Linked DNA regions of Homo sapiens: region 1 is linked to region 2. The links are chromatin contacts, found by Hi-C or POLR2A ChIA-PET in ENCODE. All regions are on one chromosome and are shown on one strand. The core of a region is the stretch at or near the end of the contact, and the rest is flanking DNA. Distances in the headings are between cores, read along the strand shown.

Region 1 (4,495 bases), core at 1,926-4,425, 220 kb after region 2:
TAGAGCCACTTCATTCTCCAGAGGCCACTGATCTGTGGGATCCATCTAAGCACCTGGTTTCTTGTATTCTCATGCTTGTCATTCACAACGGCCTTTTCCTATTTTCTTCAACCACTCACTATCATGGGCTCTCCCTAGACTTTGTTATCATTAAAAATTATAGTAACTCCTTTGGAATTTGATTTTAGGTGTCTTATTTTCACAACATCATCTTCTATTATTCCAGCGGAATTGGTCCAACATTTTCTTTTCTAAAATATTTTTGAAAATATTGAGACTTCTAATTAATAAACTTTATTATTTTCTTATATACACATCAGCTCCTTCCACGTCTTCACTTCTCTCTATGTCCAGCATAAATGTCATCATCTGTCATGACAACCAGCACCTTGGAAAGACTCTCAACTCCAAAATACTCTCTTCCTCCAATGTATTCCCCTTGCAAAAATCCTATTTTCTTTAAGCTGTCATCCCAGAAGCTGGATGTTGCTGGACAAAAATTACACAAACAGGCTGCCTAGTTTTAGTTTATTTTTATCTAACATGAATTTAAATCAATCAATGATTGATCTGTCACTGACTTAGTTTTATTTTTTGATTGATTTGAATAGGTAGTACATGTACATGGTACAAATTTTAAAAGATACATAAGGATATATGACAAAAATAAGTCCTCGTTCCACCCTGTCTAGTGGCTCAATTTTTGCCCGCAGAGAGGATCACTGTTTCCTAACATTGTCTTGCAGAGATGATATATATATAAATATGAAATCACTTTACTTTGGAGTTTCTCAACCATGGATCTGTGACATTCTGAGCTGAAAAATTGCTTGCTATAAGGTCGTCCTGTACACTGTAGGATGTTTAGCAGCACCCTTTCTCTCTACCAACTAGATGCCAGGAGCATCCCCCCCCCCGCAAAACATGTGACAACCAAAAAATATCTCCAGACATTGCGAAATGTCCCCATGGTGTGGAGGGGGCCAAAGTTGCCTCTGGTTGAGAACCTCTACCTTACACTGATGAACTCAGTGGTCATTCAACATTGTCTAGCACTTTTCTTCAGTTCAATCTTAAGCATTTTTCTTTACTTATAGAGTCAATAACATTATATTTTTTCCTCTTGCAAACCAACCACATGCCTTCCTCCCACTATGCAACTCTCTTCTACACAAAAACACAATTCCACCTGCATCTGCATGATCTCTTCCTTCCACCTGGTCTCAGTGGAGAAATAGGACAATTTTCACTTGTCTGCTAGACTCACCTTTCCTCTTCCCTTCCTTGTCCCTTTTTAACATTTTCTTCTCTCCTCTAAATCCTCAAATTATCCCTGTATATGAAATCATTTCCAACAGTATGTACCTTTGTTCAAGTATGTATATATCTTTTCCAACACTATGTACATTTGTTCAAGTATGTACATATCTTTATATGTATATATGCACATATCTTTAAGAATAATTTATTGCTGGGCACAGTGGCTCATGCCTGTAATCCCAGCACTTTGGGAGGCCAAGGCCGGTGGATCACGAGGTCGGGAGATTGAGACCATCCTGGCTAACATGGTGAGACCCCGTCTCTACTAAAAAAAAATACAAAAAATTAGCTAGGCGTGGTGGTGGGCGCCTGTAGTCCCAGCTACTTGGGAGGCTGAGGCAGGAGAATGGCGTGAACCCAGGAGGCGGAGCTTGTGGTGATCTGAGATCAGGGGCCACTGCACTCCAGCCTGTGGCAACAGAGTGAGACTCTGTCTAAAAAAAAAGAATAATTTATTGGGGTGGGAAGAACTATGAAGCAAATCTTTCCAGGCCTTCCTTCTCTCTATACATTGTCTTTGCTCTCCACCTCCCAGAGTTTCCATTACCAATATTATGACCAGTGTTACACTCATCCAAATTTCTATAGATGTCATGGTTACTTGTTTTTGCCTGGGGGCAGAGAAGTGGCATAGTGGAAAGGACATAGACTTTGGACTAAAAACTTAGATTAAAACCTTCATTCTTCCACTTACGAACTATGCAATCTCTGGGCAGATCCCCTTTCATTAATGGACAACCCAGACCAAACCACCTGCATCTTCCAGACCAAACAAGGTGAAAACTTTTTGTTTTACCCCTCACTATCCCCAGCTCTGACTGCGTTTCTCGTTTCCCAGGAGAGACAAACATCTGGACAGACTGTCTCCATGCACATGGGCTCCATTTCCATCACCAGAATTTCTCTGGTTCAGGTTTCTCATGTGACATTCAAGTGTCATCTCCTCAGGTATCCTAAATAGAGTCCCCTCCTTTTGTCATTATTTTATGGTTATTTTTTTCTTTCTTAGTACTTACCAAAACTTGTGATTATATATATTTTGACCACTTTAAAAATATTTGTTTTTTTCCACTGGAATAAAATTTCCAAAAGCAAGGTTTTTTGGGTTTTTTTCAACCTTGTTTACCACTCCATCCACACAAACTCACCTAGTGCTTGACACACATTAGAAACTCAATATATATTTGTTGACCTTAGTTATAAGGCAGGTGTCTCTTGGCTTATATATGTGCATATGTTTTTAGGAGTACTCTGAATCTATATTAGTGACACATCTTGAATGTGTGTGAGTGGTTATCCAGCATTGAGTAAATTATCCAGTGGTATTTTGAGGTTACAGATTGAAAAAAACTAATGCATTCTAATTCATGGCATTGGAAAACAACAAGGATATATTTGGTCCTTGGCATTACCAGGAGTTAGGGCAGAGACAAGGAAAACTGCTGGGTCACCAGAGGTAAAACTGTCATTTAGAGTATATTCAAATACTTGTCTAATAAATTAATGAACAAAACCAAAGTTTCACTTTGGAATGTGTCATCTGCTCTCCCTAAAACTTTTGTATTTATTCATCTGCTCTGGAGGGTCAGGTTCCTGAGCTGGTGCTTCCTGGAGAAAGTCTGATAGGTACATTTACCTTTCCTTTGGCTGGATGCTGGTCTGTATTCTAGCCCTCAGGGTGAAATCCTCCTCATCCTGTCTTTCCTCTTTTGGCTTCAACCATCAAGTATGCCAGTTCCAAAGGGTCATAGGAAGTTTGCTAGACCATGATTCTTTTGCTAATGGACCCTTCTAGATAATGGTACCACAGCACAGAGGAAGTGGGAAAGGGGCTGGGCATTCTGAGCTGACATGATGCCATCGGCTGGTAGTGATACTACTGGCACTTTCATCTTCCTAAGTCTGAGCTGTACTAGGACGCCTCTGGGACTTTCTGAAGGTAGGATTGTAGCTCGCTATGCTTCACTGATTCCAGAGAAGAGATATTGACTGTCCGTTTGGAACTTTGATTTTTTTTTAACCTCAGTTGGAACATAAGAAATGTAAAAAATTAAAAACTTTTAAATATGTTTATTGAAAATTGGATTGGCATTGTTCCTCTATGAAATGCTAAATCCAAAGTAGAACACTCCAGACAAACACATACGTAAAGGGTGCTTCTAGTTCAGTAGTTTGAGGTTTTCTTTTTTTTTTTTCTTTTCAAGCAACCAAAAACACATGAAACTCACCTCTTTTCTCAGTCCCCCAAAGTGGTGACTTTGTCGTCTCTGAAGTAGGTTTTGACTTACCACAGCTTAACAGGAAAAGAGCTCTATTGTGGGGGCATCATTGTGAGTGTGACTTACGTGAAACAGTTGCTCATAGAAAGAGAAGAATTGGTGAGAGAAGCTGCCTGCCTCTCCCAAAGCCATGGTATAAATTTCCTCAGCGGGTTAAGCCCTAGACTTTCCCTGGTCCTTATCTAAGGAAGTGTGAAGGCCACATGTTGAATGAGTTACATTTTTCTAAGGGGTCTGGGTAAGTTCTTGTGTTTGTAGAGATAAATTTTTGCATTCTGATTTTTTTTTCTTTCCCAAGGTTTTGGATTATCCAAAGACAGAATGAGGTGATTCTTAAAAAAGGAGATTAGAACCCCATTCTTTGTGGAGGAGGGTTCAGAAATAAATCCTATTTAGAAATAATATAGTCATTGACAGTACCAGGGACCTTTGGGATTCACTGGGAAGCCAACCTGCCTTGGCAATGTAGATAGCTAAGTGGGTATTCTGTCCTTACAGGTTCACCCAGAAGATAGGAAAGATTCACCCCAGTGATGACTTTTCACTTTTACCAAAGCTTCCCCTTTACTGGGAAACATTTTTCCAGAGTTCTGACTGGTACATCTTCAGAAAAAGGGCAATGCAGATATTCCTCCTCCCCTACTTGGAGGTTCCTTCAGCCCTAAGGGATCACTCTTTTCTTCTAATTCTCCATAGAATGACATAAGCCTCATTTCACATTCTGGGGAAAGTTTAGTCTTCAGGTTTTTTGAGGATGTCAGGGTAGACCCTTATTCCCTTGGGCAATCCACATTATTGCAGGTTTCCTGGCTTTCACTGGTTTCTGCAGTGGATATGCTGTCTGCATTCCTGACACTCCCACTGTGGAATGCCTTTATTGCCTTCCAGGCATTACT
Region 2 (4,620 bases), core at 849-3,348:
ATGTGCCTTAAGCATTACATACCCTTGAGCAAAGAGTTCTAATGCAGAACAGTCTGAAAAAAGATAAAGGAACATTTAGCCAAATATGCTCAGAGTAATTCCAAGTGTGCGCAATGGAAACACACCTACAGGGTTGGAGGAGGTGAGGCTGGGCTGTAATAAGAAGTGCCTGTACTGACCCACTTCCTTCAAGGACTCTCTCAGGTAGGCCTGACAATTTCAAAGCCACACTCATCGTCAGTCTCCAAAGCCCTTCAAGTCACACTAAGGTCATGTTTATATAAGATTATTGTATGCTGAAGGAGTTCTAAACTGGCCTCCTGGTCTCTGCTGGTCAGCATTTGGGTGACAAGTCCAAGAGAGCCTATTCCCATATCAAAGACAAAGACCCCGAGGGCACTCATGTCAGACCCACCATCTCTGGTCTTACAGGGCCCAGGGAAGTGTGAGGAGAAATGAAGCAAGAAATGTCTCATGAGCATCAAACTCCTTTCACATGCCTTTGTTTTAAATAAACAATGGACAATGAAATCTTCCCTCATTAGAGAGGAGGTGTGTTCCCGGCAAAACTGCCAGCATTCTGAGTTTCTATTTCTTGGATGCCAGGGGCATGAATGGTGCAACACACACAGTTTATGATTATCAGGCCCCTGCAGGCCTTGGCCCCTTACACTGTAATGAAATGAACCACAGTGCCAAGTGAGACAGAGCGCAGGCAGGTCACCCTGTAAAAGGAACTGGTGTTCTTGCAACATCACTGCTTCAACTGCTAACTAGAAAGAAAAAATGTTCCAAAGGAAAAGAATGGGTGAAGGGAGAAGACATTCTGTGGGAGGAAACAGGTGGATTGTTTCAGGGTGCAAGGACACAAACTCCAAGAAGTCAGCCCAGGTACGAAAGGGGACAGGTGCAGGTTAAACATCAAAAACTTGAGTGCAGACCCTTTCAAAGAGGAAACCTGGGATTCATTTCGCTCATTACACATCTACTGTTGTGAACAATCTTTATCCTGCCTTGTTTGTACAGTGTCTGACAATCCAAAATTGGTTAGTGCAAAACAAAAGGGACAGAAAAGCCAAAGTGACATAGGAGGGCAAATCCATCTTTTGGGAGCTCCCCAATGGCCTGAGTGCTCCAGAACTGGAGTGGAAGATAGCTCCCTGTGGTGTCCCTTGTATTCTCTCAGAAACAACCAAGGGCCTGGCTCTTCAAACATGGGACTGCGGTTCTAACGTTCTCTTGTTTTAATTACTTAGATATCCTCATACCTCTGCGACTTTTCTGACTTCATCCAAGAAGAATATGAATTTGCCAATTTTGTTTCAAGTTCCAGATGTTTTATCTAAGGTACTAAAAAATTTTTGTTGAAATGAAACCAACAGCAGTTCTAGAATGACATAGAATATGAATACATGTCCCATCTCCTTAGCACAGCCCTGTGCTTGGTACACCATCAATGTTCAATAAATATTTGTTAAATGAAATGAATGGCCCCACCCCCCTCACTATGTCTCAAGTGCCTTAGGGTCCCAGTCCACTAGAACTAAGAATACAGGCATAAGGTTAGAATCAACAAAACAGGAAACTAAAAATTAGTATGGAGGAATCTGCCCCAAGACTTCCAGGGAATGCCTATCAGCCTGTGACTGGAACCAATCTGGAGTCTCTACTGCCTCCCCCAAAGGATTGCTTATGTCTCCCACCTACAACTCCCTACACCTGTGGAATTTTACATTAAAAACTCCTCATTTCCCCTCCACCATGACCGGCTGCCAGGTGACCCTCGGTGTCACTGTGGAGCAAGCACACAGGCTACAGTGCTTGGGTAGTCAGAACCTCCCTGAGGTGGAGAAAGAGAGAAAATATATGGTGAGATAAGCAATTTTTTCACCTGAAAAATTGCACATTCCTCACAGGGCTGTCATAGGCAGTGCCTGAAGCAGCGTCCTAAGGCACTCGACACGGTGCCCCACCCAGAGCAAGAGCTCAGTGAATGTGAGCCACAATTATTAGGAGCCCTGGTGTCAGTCAATATATGTTTACGGAGGCCTTTGTATTTGCTTTAATACATCAGAGATGAGTGAGTCAGCCGCAGCTACACAGATGAGTGAGCAGACAGGACAGGGACACAACTGAGAATGCGTCTCAGAAACAGGGCACAGCACTTGTGAGAGAAGGTGGGAGCAAAGGTTACCCCCAGGTTGGGCAAGCAGAGTGGAAGTGAGGGAATGATTCAAGAGGAAGTGGCATCTGCACTGGACCTAGAAGATACTGTTTTCAAGTGGAGGGAAGAGCCAGGGGTGGAGGAAGAACTGGAAAGAGAAGAGAAGATTATCAGCAAAGAGGTGGAGACTGAGTGTGCAGGAGGAAATGCCTGAAGAATATCAAGGAATTCTGAGCATACATGAAAGGGAAACAAGGACGCGGCTGGGCCCAGCTAATGCACACAGGGCCCAACAGACAAGAGCAGAGAGGACACATTGAAGGTTTTCAACACCGGAGTTTCAGGGTCCAAGCTTTGCTTAAGAGTCATCTCTTAGTCCCCCTAACACCCTGGACAGGCAAGTAGGTAACATGGCCACCATGACGTGCACTGGGTAGAGGTGGGGGATGAGCGGGGAGGCAGGACTGGCTTAGCAATTGCTGCAGAACCAGCAAGAAGCCTTCCAGTCATCAAGTCGCTGTGAACTTCCTATTTAGACAGGTCTCACCTGCCGCTGAATGCCTCCTCATCTCAGGTTTGTTCTGGGTCTCTGTACTGTGGCAACCTGGGCACTAGGACACCAGGCCCCAGCCTGGCTGGAGTGGAGAATGGGGAAGGAAAGCCAATGCTAACGACCAGTAGGAGTGAGAGGCCATTCTCCAGCAGGGTATAGCGGTTTTTGTGGCTGCAATATTCATAGTTAGCCACTAGATGACAGTTAAGAGCAACAGCTTCCAGCTGCGCAGCCCAAAGGGCTCCTGGGAGGCCAGTTTCCCGGCTGACCCGTGAGAAGTCCCAAATAGGTTGCTCTTATTGGGAGAGAACACAGGCCCCTCAGCCTCACCCTCACTCTCATCCTGTTAGGGGCTGACCCTCCACTGATTTGCACATGAGAAAGAGTCACCCCTGCAGATTGAAACACAAGTAGGGAACCCGGGATCCTTGCTCTGTTGGGGCACCAGGCCAGTACCTCCAGTCATATTCTTTCCCGTCACACAGACGTCCTCAAATTTGAATCTGGCTCCCAGAGTCTACTGCGTGTATGAAGGCCTGCACGTATGTGCCATGAGGTAAACGTGGATTCAGCTGGCAGCTGCTCCCTTCTGGAAAGAAACTGTTGTGTTTCAAGGGAGTAGAATGTACTGTGGACAGGATCTCTTCCTTCATTCTCTAAATCAGGGACCTGACAAGAAGCTGCTGGCAATCCGGAGGCCAACTGGAGACCCCGGACCCTGTGCAGAGGTGCAAAGCTCCTGCCACCTGGCTGCGTTCCTCTTCACCGTCACAGGTCAAAGGGCAGAACTTTAAACACCCACTTACTCCTCCCCTGCCCCGGAGCAGCCCCGTGCCTGAGGCAGGTGCACGTGTGCCTGGAGCAGTATTTCCTAGTGACTAGACAAAGGGGAGACAGGCTCAGAGACACAATAACAGGAAGAGGGAGACAGAAAGCAAGATAGAAACACACACACAGAGATGAGGGACAAAAAACACAAGACAAAAGGAGAGGCAGGTCTGTCAAAGAAGAAAGATTTTTAGTGAAGACAAATGAAGCCTAAACATTTCCTCGTTTAAACATCTACTGTGGAGAAGCTTCTTCATTTTCTCCTGCCATTTGCAGGCATCCACTCACGACTCCTCAAGATGCTGAGAAACAGAAAGGTGCATCATGATAGTTGGCTAACTGGGCCAAAAGGTGACTGACTCAGTGATCCAAGGCAAAGGAACAGCAGGTGTGTGGGGGTGACCCGGAAAACTGCAGCTGGAGACTCTGAAATCTCTTTGCCCACTTGCTGGTACTGGGTGTAAATTAACTAGAGCTCCTCAGTTACTAATAGATTATAAAATGCCACTCCACCCTCTCAATTCCTGCCCCCACTCTCTCTCTACTCACTTTGATCTGGGTTTGTTCTTCCAGTCTAATGAGTCAGAGTGAAGATAAGAACACTATTTATTTTGCTTTTAGCAGACCTGTGGCAAAAAGCCCTGGCTAAAAAGACTGTGCAGTAGCAGAGGCATAGCTGGGGAAGATGTATAGGATGTTTACTTTCTATTTTCTCACCACTAAGAACTCTCTTTTTATTATTTCTCTCACATTGACTAAATTTTCAAAGCTCATAACTACCAAGGAAACTACCTCATATACTCCTAAGTCATTTTCATATTTATATTGCTTATGTTGATCTAGTGCATATAATTACAAATACAATTTTTAAAGAGAATATTAAATGCTATTGACCTAAAATAGTGATGGTAATAAAAATCAAATTTAATAAGTCTGAATGTAGGGATATGGATATTATTTTTTATACATTTTGGGTTTTTTTAAGTATATTCAGCTTTATTTTTTTAAATGGCTGATATTTTCAGATAGAAGGAACATGTGTAATATCATAAGGTTTTTTTTGAATATTGAAATT

The links. A loop is a pair of places that touch in the nucleus more often than their neighbours do. ChIA-PET counts read pairs that join two places held with the same protein, here RNA polymerase II (POLR2A). Pooled maps may share reads with other maps.
Region 1: a pooled map shows a loop between it and region 2 (3-fold over the local background). The contact joins two enhancer-like sites. A Hi-C loop is called at or near these places in 1 of 168 maps with a recorded cell type or tissue (CD4-positive, alpha-beta T cell) and 5 of 50 pooled maps. POLR2A ChIA-PET finds 5 or more read pairs at or near these places in 2 of 52 experiments (OCI-LY7 and activated T-cell).

The regions. Positions count from the first base shown.
Region 1 is chr1:172,667,341-172,671,835 of GRCh38, forward strand. No RefSeq gene overlaps it. Among named protein-coding and RNA genes, the nearest start is that of FASLG, 10 kb to the left of the region's middle. Within about 2 kb of position 3,176, at least 3 of the 41 ENCODE cell types and tissues checked have a DNase peak (open chromatin) inside an H3K27ac peak, as active enhancers do.
Region 2 is chr1:172,447,185-172,451,804 of GRCh38, forward strand. It overlaps C1orf105 (chromosome 1 open reading frame 105), which reads left to right. Exons shown (of 7, transcript NM_139240.4): 3 at 1,257-1,347. Among named protein-coding and RNA genes, the nearest start is that of PIGC, 5.4 kb to the left of the region's middle. Within about 2 kb of position 2,099, at least 4 of the 41 ENCODE cell types and tissues checked have a DNase peak (open chromatin) inside an H3K27ac peak, as active enhancers do.